Regions from separate parts of the Mus musculus genome. Here region 2 is linked to region 1. The links are chromatin loops, found by intact Hi-C in ENCODE. Cell type or tissue: heart. All regions are shown on one strand.

What was found. Hi-C counts contacts between places; a loop is a spot of excess contacts. Peaks named below come from ENCODE experiments on the same cell type or tissue, not always from the same donor. Only the 100,000 strongest peaks of a DNase experiment are listed, where the experiment ranks them.
Region 2: it touches region 1 in a loop (2.8-fold over the local background); 10 of 42 quality-filtered maps call a loop at or near these places.

The regions. Positions count from the first base shown.
Region 1 is chr4:119,629,166-119,634,165 of GRCm38, reverse strand. No RefSeq gene overlaps it. Among named protein-coding and RNA genes, the nearest start is that of Guca2a, 6.1 kb to the left of the region's middle. In heart, a CTCF peak has its summit at 2,968 (motif pointing left); a DNase peak (open chromatin) is centred at 2,915; H3K4me3 peaks cover 463 bases; H3K27ac peaks cover 3,354 bases.
Region 2 is chr4:119,806,659-119,811,658 of GRCm38, reverse strand. It overlaps a transcript of Hivep3 not described here. Among named protein-coding and RNA genes, the nearest start is that of Hivep3, 5.5 kb to the left of the region's middle. In heart, a CTCF peak has its summit at 2,210 (motif pointing right); no DNase peak of the experiment used is centred here.

The DNA of each region.
Region 1 (5,000 bases):
TGTGTGTGTGTGTGTGTGTGTGTGTGTGCGTGTGTGTGTGTAACTGTATGATCCCATTTTAAAGGGTGGGGGCAGTGAGCTGGAGCTCACTGGGGTTAAGAAACCATATCTTCCCAAGGCATGCACACACATGGCTGCTGACTGTGCACCGTAGAAAGGCACAAGGCCAACAGCACACGTGTAAACACAAGCTTTGAGCACCTTCAGCCCAAAGGGAGGCACAATTTTCAGATTTGCTGTCAGGTGGATTTGGTGACAACTCTGGCCATATAGCTATAAATTCCAGAACCAAATCCAATTTCTGAAATACCAAAGGAAAAACTGACCTTCCCGGGTGCCTCCTATACTTATTCTGGCATCACACAAACCTCCCCTTTGAGGGAAGAAAGAGAAGTGGCCCACCAAGAGTCAGCGATGCCCACTCTGCAGAGGAGAAAATGGGTGATCAGAATGCTCGTATCATACAGGAAGTGGCAGCTGATGGTGCCTGGAGGCCCTGGCCAGATTCCCAGTGCAGTGTCCCCTCCCCCGGGGCCCCACGCTGGTGGGCACTTTTCCTTGATACTTCAGGGGGGCAGCTGTGGAATGGAGAGGGTGTGTCTGCTTGTTTGCCCAGTCAAGTCATCCCCCTGTGGCTGGCCAGGAGGAGATGATGGGTACCCGTTTGCCATCTGTTCCCATTCACACACAGCAGCTGCCTCTTTTTCCTCCTCCTGGAGGCATCTCACTGAAGGCAGGACAGAGGTTCATCTCGAGTGCTTACCCTCATCACACGCATGTGCATACACACACCCTTACCCCTCAGAGGAGCCCAAACGAGACACAATGTTGATGGATTTTCACTGGACTCCTTGTGGGACGTGCTGGGAATAAAGCCTAGAGCTCAGGTCCCTGAGGCCAGGCTGTGCTGGTGGAAGTGGCATTTGAAGTGGCCTTTGACTGAGGGATGCAGACCTGGGAGCACAGGGGTGGGGGGTGGGGGGGGAGGGTAGCTTGTCTGGGCTAAAGCACAGCAGGGCTCCAACAGTACCAAGCTTGGGAATTTGTCTGATGACAGTGAGAAGCAGTTTAGGACCTTGAGAGAGCCACTGTGCATGAGGACATTGCAGCAGAGGACGAAGGCAGGGGGTAAGCTATAAGCCGTGAGCATACAGGATAGAAGGCAGTGCTCCAGCTCAGCAGGTACTAAGGGGAGTGTGGGGGAGGAGAATCGGCTGTTCGTGGCAACTTAGAGCAGAGGGAAGAAGGGAGAAGTTCCTTTGAATCTATCTATGTACAGTACACAGCTGCCATGCGCTTATCAGCTTCTCAACACCACTCTGAGGTGAAGTGTTTTGTTCTGACGAAAAGGAAACCGGAGCTCAGGGAAGGCAGTATCTGGCCCACAAAGAATCCTAGAACTGGGCTCCAAAGCCTTCCCACTGCCTTAAACATCACTTGTGCTGGCCACTCCAAATGACAAGGGATCAGTTTCCGCTAGGATGAGAAAGCTTGGGCAGGCACAGGTATTCATCTGCCATTTAGCCCAAAACAACACTACCTGGAAGAGAAGCAAGAGGGTCAACCCAGGCATGTGAGGAGAAAAAACACCTAGAGGAGACTCACAGGGCCTAACTGGGACAGCCCATGGGTATGCAACTTGAGCTGATGTGCCTAAGAGTCTACCTCCACTTTTTCTACCCTCTACCCCATAAGACCTGTCCTATTTCCAGTCCTCTGAGCTTGTGCTTGGATCCCCAGAACATATCAAAGCTGGATGGATGGTTTGGCAGCCTGGGAAGATGGGAGACTGGATCCCCAAGGCAAGCTGCCTAGCGAAACTAGCCATTACTAGTGAATTCTGGTTTCTGACTCAGAACCTGCTTCATTGACCAGATCTCAACCTGGGGCCTCCACAAGGATGTGTGCTCACATTAACATGCATCCACATCTGTGCCTACACAAAATAAACACACACATAAATGGAAAAAGAAATCAGTCAGTACTACTCAGCTTGCACAGTGACAACTACCCAACCATCACACTGTCTCTGTCTCTGTCTCTCTCTGTCTCTCTCTGTCTCTCTCTCTCACACACACACATACACACACACACACAAAGACACACACAGACCATTCCTGCCTCCTGGGCATCACTCAAGCAGTGGAAGGGAAGCTGAGAAATGTCCTTCGACATCGTTAACTTGTCTGGGACAGGAAGTTCCCTCTGACCTTTGGGGTGGGGGGAGCGGAGAGCAGAGAGGTGACATTCCACAACAGGGAGATAGGGACATGGGCAGGATCTAGGGTAGGGTGGGCTGGGGAGAGGGAGGTCAAAGGCTCCTGAGGACTGTTGTGAAAGAGGAAACCAGCCTCTACTGGAAACACAGACCAGAAAGAAGCAGATCTGGGCTGTCTTCCCACTCACAAGGCAGTGACCTTTGGGCTACCACTTCACCCCTCAGAGTGGCAATCCCCGGCAGTAAAAAGCAGATAATGGCACTGACCCCATGAGGTGGCTGGGAGTGCTGAGGCAGATAATGGCTGTCAAGTACGGGCAGGGAGCTGGCAAATGGTAGCAATAATCATAACACACTTGACAGAGCAGTGCATAGACACCCTCCAGGCCCGCTCAGGCTCACAGGCAAGGTGTGCCTGCCGAGCCACACCTGCAGCAAGAATGTCAGCTGAGGGGAGGGGGGGGGGACGGATGGACACATGACACGACGGGACGAGACGAGCTTCATCAGGGTCCAGCCAAGGCAGCAGTGGAGACCCCACATGACGTGTAGGCTGAGAACAGCAAGGGGGTCAGGCATCTCCAGCCATCAGTACTACCACACAGGGGAAGGGAACACAGACAGCGAGGGAAGGAAGGTGCCTCTTCCTCTCTAAGCTCTGGAGTGTGCTAAGGGGTGGCACAGCTCAGAGCTGAAGGAACCCTTCCAGAAAGGAGAGGCATGCAGCAGGCAGGGCTGCCCCCTGGTGATCACAGGCATTCCATGCAGCCTTTGCTTTACTGCTTTTAATGACTTTTAAAAATGATGTGTATGTGCAGGAAGGAGTGCACTGGATGCTCTGGGGTTGGAGCTCCAAGTGGCTGTGAGCCACCCAGCATAGGTACTGGGGAAGGATCTAGGACAAGTCCTCCAGAAGAACAGACCATGGTCCTGGCTCCCGAGCCACCTCGCCACCGCCTTGCCTCTATTTCCTAAGTTCCTCCCTCTACTCAGGGGCAGTCAGGAAGACTTGGAAAAGCACAGCGGTCTGCTGAGAACAGAGGTCACAGGCTATGAGGACTAGCTTTGGAATGCAGCCCTATTGCTGCTGTTATTACCAGCTCTGTCGCCACACCTGGCCCAGATGCTTTGTAAGGGGTTGGGAATAGCACTATCAGGCCCAGGGGGCTGTTCCCTAAGAGTGAATATGATGATCTATACCAAGTATTGGGGAGAACACTAAGTAGCTGGGGTCCACATTTGGGACACTGCCCTGAAATGGAACTGTAATCTGGTTTCGATTGAGCCAGTTGTTTTCCCATGGTGACTTGTCAATTTATCAGACCTAGGGAAAGGGAGAAGTAGTTCAAAAATTTCTCTTGAATTTACTATAAAAGAAACGAACATGCTGCCTATTCTGCTTGGTTGTAGCCTATCCCTACAGAAGAGATTGCAGACTTGCTTCTAAGGGCAGTGCACCCTACACCAGCCAAGAACACACACACAGTGAGATGTCCTGCTCACGCGATATCCCATCTTATACAGGCCCTCTAATGTTTGAAGTCTCTGTTCTCTTGCAGTGTCCGCTGCAGTTGCAGCATCCCTCATGTCTCCAAAGCTGTCCCCTCTTCCACACATAGTGCCACGATACCACTACGCCATCAGGTGACAGCAGATCAAGTTAGTATGTACAAGGGGATGAAGGGCGGTGAGGAGAGGAAAACTTGTGGGCGTTGGTTTTCTCCTTCCAGCACTAGTTAAGGGGTCTGAACTCAGGTCACCGTCAATCCTGGAAGCAAGTGGATTTACCTCGAGCCATCCCTCCTACCTGTGTACGGGAAGTCTGAACTGCTGCCACGTCAATGACTCTCCTCAGATTTCCCCAAGTAGCTGAGAGACTTGGAACAGGTTGCTTCCTTTACTGGGTCTGAATGCTCTCAATAAAATATGCTTGCAATAGTCATTTTTATAAGAAAACGAAGCGTCAAGTTTTGAATGCCCCTTCCATGAAGTCTTACTGAGCTACCATGGTTTGTTCAGGACTTTTTACACAGCTGGTAATGGCCATTTATAAAGAGCAGCCCTCAGAGTTGTATGTTAAAGCTGAGGAAAATATGCACGCCGCAGATTGACTGTGTTTCTGCCTCCACTGACCAGGAGAAGCACACCCTAGTCAGAAACTTGCCAGCAATGGGCAACAGGACACACACACACACACACACACACACACACACTTTCACACATGCTGAGTAGTACTGTCTCCTTGGCTTTGGCAAACCATGGAAGAGTTTTGGAGTCTACTCCACACACAGCCATCCTAAGTCTACAATTAGGTAAAAGGTGGGCGAGCTCTTCTTGTGCAGGTCTCCATGCTTCTTGCCTGGCAACTAAGCCTTTTTGAACCTGTTCCTACCTCAACCCACAACCCTCACTCTAGTCGAGCCTGAGCCAGGGTGTGGAGCAGCAGTGTCAGGGAGATGACCGCTGGCCTCAGGTCCTTTGGAGGGTGACCTGCAATGCCGTCTCTGAAGAGGCTTTCCTAAGCTACTGTTCCTCACCAGGGAAGCTTCCGGGGTGGCCTCCCCGGTCAGGTGCTGCCTGCTCGGCACCCCAGGCAAGTATGTACGCATTAAAGGTGGGAACTATGGCTTCCTCTTCTCTGACTTTCTCTCTGGAGAGCTTGCACAAGTGTCTGCTCAGGAAAGTGAGGTGCAGAAATTAAACAGCTTTAAGTTCAGTGCTAGGGCAGCAATGCCTGGGTCTCAAACTCCCGAGGGCTCCATGGTCTGGCCACTGGCTTCAA
Region 2 (5,000 bases), 180 kb before region 1:
CAGCAGGAGTTCTGAAGGAATAGCAGCACCAAGGAGAAGCAGAAACACAGAAGCAAAAGGCTGTCCCCTTCAGCTGAAGAGTTGGATGCAGGTCACAAGGTGTGCTGGCAGCAGCGTTGTTGAGCAAGCAAACACATTCAGAGATGCAGAACCCCAAGAGCAAAGAGACACAACCACAAACGTACTCAGAAGGGAGAAGGAGCTGACTGCGTAAAAGAAATAAACTCAGAATGACTTTCTGGTCCCCTTCTAAAATGCGGCTCACAGATACACCCGCACAATGCTTACTGGGGACTCCAAAGAAATGCACTGAAACCACACTAGCTGTCACACTAGCATTGCCCTCTGTGTGACGATAAAATAGAGACAGGGCATCACTGGCATACCCTTTATTAAGAAAAGCTTCTGTAGGTAACTTGAAGATCTCTGCTTAAGCAAGGGTGAAAACAGGCCAGGAAAATGAACTCACACAAAGAGAGGTTATTATGTAAGAAATGTAATGTGGAATGAAGCCAGGTAAAATGTAAAGTCGAGTACAGAATTGACAGCACATAATTATTAAACATTTTGAGAAATGAGAGTCAAATGATTTAAATATGTAGTATTCCCTCTCTTCTGTAACATCACCTGCTACCGATTTCATCACTTACCTATAAAAGAACAGAGAGAGAGACACAGAGAGGGAGAGGCAGACAGACAGACAGACAGACAGACAGACTTTCCAGTTTACAAAGTTTTGATAGAGTATTTGGTTCTAAGTTGTTCTATTTTCTTATTGGTTATTATTACTAACATTCTACAGTGTCCAGTCTACCTTCTTACCTACTAGCCACCACCTATTTGTTTTTAAAATACAAGTCCCAGAATTAAACTTATATATTAATAAAACTGAGAAATGTTCAATGGAGATACAGAAGCAGATTCACAATAATAACGATAATGATGATGATGATGATGATAAACAAGACTGAAAGGATCATTTTTGTAGGGTAGACAATTCCAGAATGGCTCTTCTTCCAAATACCACGTTAAAGTAACAGTAAGGACGGAGGTTGTTGATGATGGATGTTTGTTTAGAGATGGTATCTTGCTATGTAGCCCAGGCTAGCCTTAAGCTTCAGTTCTTCCCTCCTTGGCATCCTGAGTGCTGAGTAATGCTGGTGTACATAACGTACCCAGTACAGCTGAAATACCCAACGAGAAAGAAAGCAGGAGAAGGGCCACTGGCCGGGAAACCAGAAAAGGAAGAAGAGGCTTATTTGCCAGTTAGAAATACATAACACTTCAGTGTTACAATAACCAAAAGAGCCTCACACTGCAGAACCTGCAAAACAGGCTGGTGGACTGAATATGGCCAAGAAACAATTTGACTATAGTTTGTCATGTGAAGGTAAGACATGAAGGCTGAATTTTAAATCCGTAGAACAAAGAAATCATTATCCAGTAACATAATAATAGTATTTGTCTATGGCTTGTTGAAAAGAATTATTTCCTTTAACCCATGCCTTATTTAAAATCTTTTTTCAGAAAAAGAGACCTCAAAAGATAGATAGATATTATAGTTTACTTGATGCCATAAAGTTATTTTCTAATAGTGTAAAGAAAATCTGAGGTCATCCAGTCTATGCAAAATCGCATTGGGAAAGGCTAAACAATGCCCCCCACAGATATGTGCTACCTAACGCCTGGAAAATGAGCCTTACCTTAATACAAATGATGTGAATAAATTAGTACTCTGGATATGGGAAGGTTATTCTAAACAAACTAGGAGAACTCTGCTTGGAATCACAACGATCTTTTGTAAGAGACAGGAAGCAGGCAGAGAAGTCATGGGATTACAGAGGTCAGGATCAGAGGGATGCAGCCAGGCCAGGACAAGTCAGAAGCCATCAAATGTAGGAAAAAGCAAGAACAGAATCCACACACACACCTGACCCCCCCCCCCCCATCCCCCTCAAGCCTCTGGAGGGAGCTTAGCACTGTCCCTGTCAACGCTTGCTTACCACCCAGTGAAACGGACTGAAGACTTCAGATGTCCAAATTACGAGCAGGTGAACATGTCATCTGACGGCATCAAGTTCACGGTATTCAGTCACAGACTATGAAACCCACCGCAGTGAGAACTGCAGGGATTCCAGTAAGTGTTCCCTCTTACTGGGTGCCAGGCACTACTCCAGGATTTACATATCCAAGACATTTAATTTGTACACAAGGGGGCAGTAGGGAGTAGCTGTGGCTAAGGCTACTGTAACCTGGGTTATATTGCTTTCTCAGTTGTCAAGCAGAGGTGTTGTGGCTTGAACAGGGAAATGTGCCTTCCAGAATCATGCTTTGAACACTCACCCCAGTTTCTGGTGCTACTGAGGAAAAGGGGTGGTGCTGAAGAGCCTTAGGTCCTAAAGTTTAGGAGGTAAGTCCTAGCTGGCTGAAGTAGGCCACTAGAGAGGGGACTCTGAGGGTGTGGTCCCTAGTTCTGGCCACTCTGTTTCCTTGTCTGCCATAATGGGTCTCTGCCACACACCCCCGCTGCCATGAATCCCACCATGCCTTCTCTGCTGTGATGGACTGTACCCTTCCAAACCATAAGCAAAACAAAACAAAACCTTTCATCTAATAAGTTGTTTCTGTCAGAAATTTTGTTAATAAATAATAATAAATAAAATCAGCTAATATGAGACATAATGGTGACACCTACCTCCTGGCGCTGTGGAGAATAAACTGAGGCTAGCTATATAACATGCCTGATTATAGGTTCTCAAGTGAAAAGCAATAACTAGAAAGCCCTTGAATATTCAGCACTCTGGTCTGCCTTCTAGAACTTTCTCTTACCAATTCTCCTTCTTCTCTCTTGATACAAACAAGATTTGAGTCACTCCTAATCACCAAAATATTCCTCAACTATTCGAGAATGCTGATCAAGTCCTCGGGAATGTGAGCTGGTCCAGGCTGAGATGCCTCTGGTCATCATCTTTGGCTCACCTGCATTTCTCCGTACATTCACCAGCTCCCTGGAACACAGACTCCTACATTCTAGATGTGACCACCATGCTTCTACTAAGCATATATACACAAACTACAGCCCTTGGGACAGCCTGATTTGGACAATTCACATGATAAGTGTGCATTTGACATTATGGAAGGATCATAAAAGTATAAACACAGGGGAAAATTGTGACAAATACCGTATGTGACTGGTCAAAACTAAATGTTTGCTGTTTTGTTCTTTGTTCTGGGAAAGCTAGCTATCTCATTCTAGAGACTTCTATATTTCTCTCAGTACAATACACAGTTGCTCAGGTTTTTCTGGGAGTAAGACTACATTGATGTGCATGCTGGCTTTATTTCAAGCCTGCTAAAGTTCCATCAGCATACATTCTTCTCCTCCCATCTTAGTAGTAACTCAGCTATTCACCACCTAAGACTACATTTCTCAGCATTCCTTGTAGGTGTGTCCTGGGGACAGGCTTTAGCTCTGAGTTGCAAGCTCATGTACACTGAGTAGTTTTCTGATCAGTCCTTGAAGGGAAAGATCACACTCTCCCTCCAATTCTCTTTCCTGTTCTCTGGAATGCAGGCTTGGACTTCATGTGGATGAGACTGACTAAGCAGGAAGACAAAGGACCCTGGGTCTGTGGTGCTAACATTCTATACAGTCTTGGTTATCCTCAGTCTCGAAGAAGGAAAGTAATCTTTAGTTTATAAAGTTCTTTCAAGTCCTTGGGACAACAATTGAATCTGGGGATGAAAGCAATACAATTATATTGCTCTTTATATCTGTCTATCTATCTATTGATTGATCAATCTGTTTGGTTTTCTATCTATCTATCTATCTATCTATCTATCTATCTATCTATCTATCTATCTGTAATTACTGCTACTGAGTCACACTCTTTCCTGGTCTACACTCACACCATAACCTTACATTTACTTATCCCACTTACACATTATATTGTAAGAATAAACCCATCATTTTGCCCTGACAACTGGGACCTAATTCTGTTGCCCTAAGTGCGTACTATCCTTTCTAGTTTCATAACGTTCTTCAAAGGGCAGTTCAGTTGCCAGGCTCACTAACCCACTCAGCAGAACAGCTGATTAAGATTGAGTACAATGCAGTGAGGAGGACTGCTGTGTCAGTGTGTGCAGGAAGGAAGTGACAAGTCAAAACCAAGAGGCAAGTGGAGGAGGAGGAGGAGGAGGAGGAGGAGGAGGAGGAGGAGGAGGAGGAGGAGGAGGAGGAGGAGGAGAATGGAGAGGAGGAGGGAGAGGAGGAGGGAGAGGAAGAGGAGGGAGAGGAAGAGGAGGGAGAGGAAGAAGAAGAGCAAACTTTCTATGATCCAGTCTTCACACTGACAGCCTCCTCATTGCTAGCTCATTTATTAAATATTTTGACCATTCAATTGCTTTAGATTGAGTATAGGTTTAGGTTTTGAGGGTAGGCATGTACATATGTGTACATGACATGCATTTGTACAAGTGTGTGTGCACACATGTGTGTGAAGGCCAAAGGACAACTTTGGGTGTCATTGATCAGATGCTGGTACCTGTTTTATGGTCTAGAACTCATTGAGTAGGCTAAGCCTGATTGCCCTAGGGACCCCCTCCCCAGTCTCCTTCTCCCTAGCTCACTGCAATCAAAAGCATCATCAGGACTGTCTTAGTTGGGGTTTCACTGCTGTGAAGAAAAACTATAACTGAGGCAACTCTTATAAGGAACAACATTTAGTTGGAGGTAGTTTACAGTCTCAGAGGTCCAGCCCATTAACATCATGAAGCACTGCAGTGTGCAGGTAGACAAGGTGCTGTAAACAAATGGAGCTGAGAGTTCTGCATCTTGGTCATACTACAGCCAGACTGTCTCTGGCCAGACTTAAGCGTATATGTGAGATCTCAAAGTCCACTTCCTCTAACAAGGCCACACCTCCTCCAACAAGGCCACACCTCCTAATGTTGCCACTTCCCATGGGCAAAGCATATTCAAATCACCACAAGGATCCACC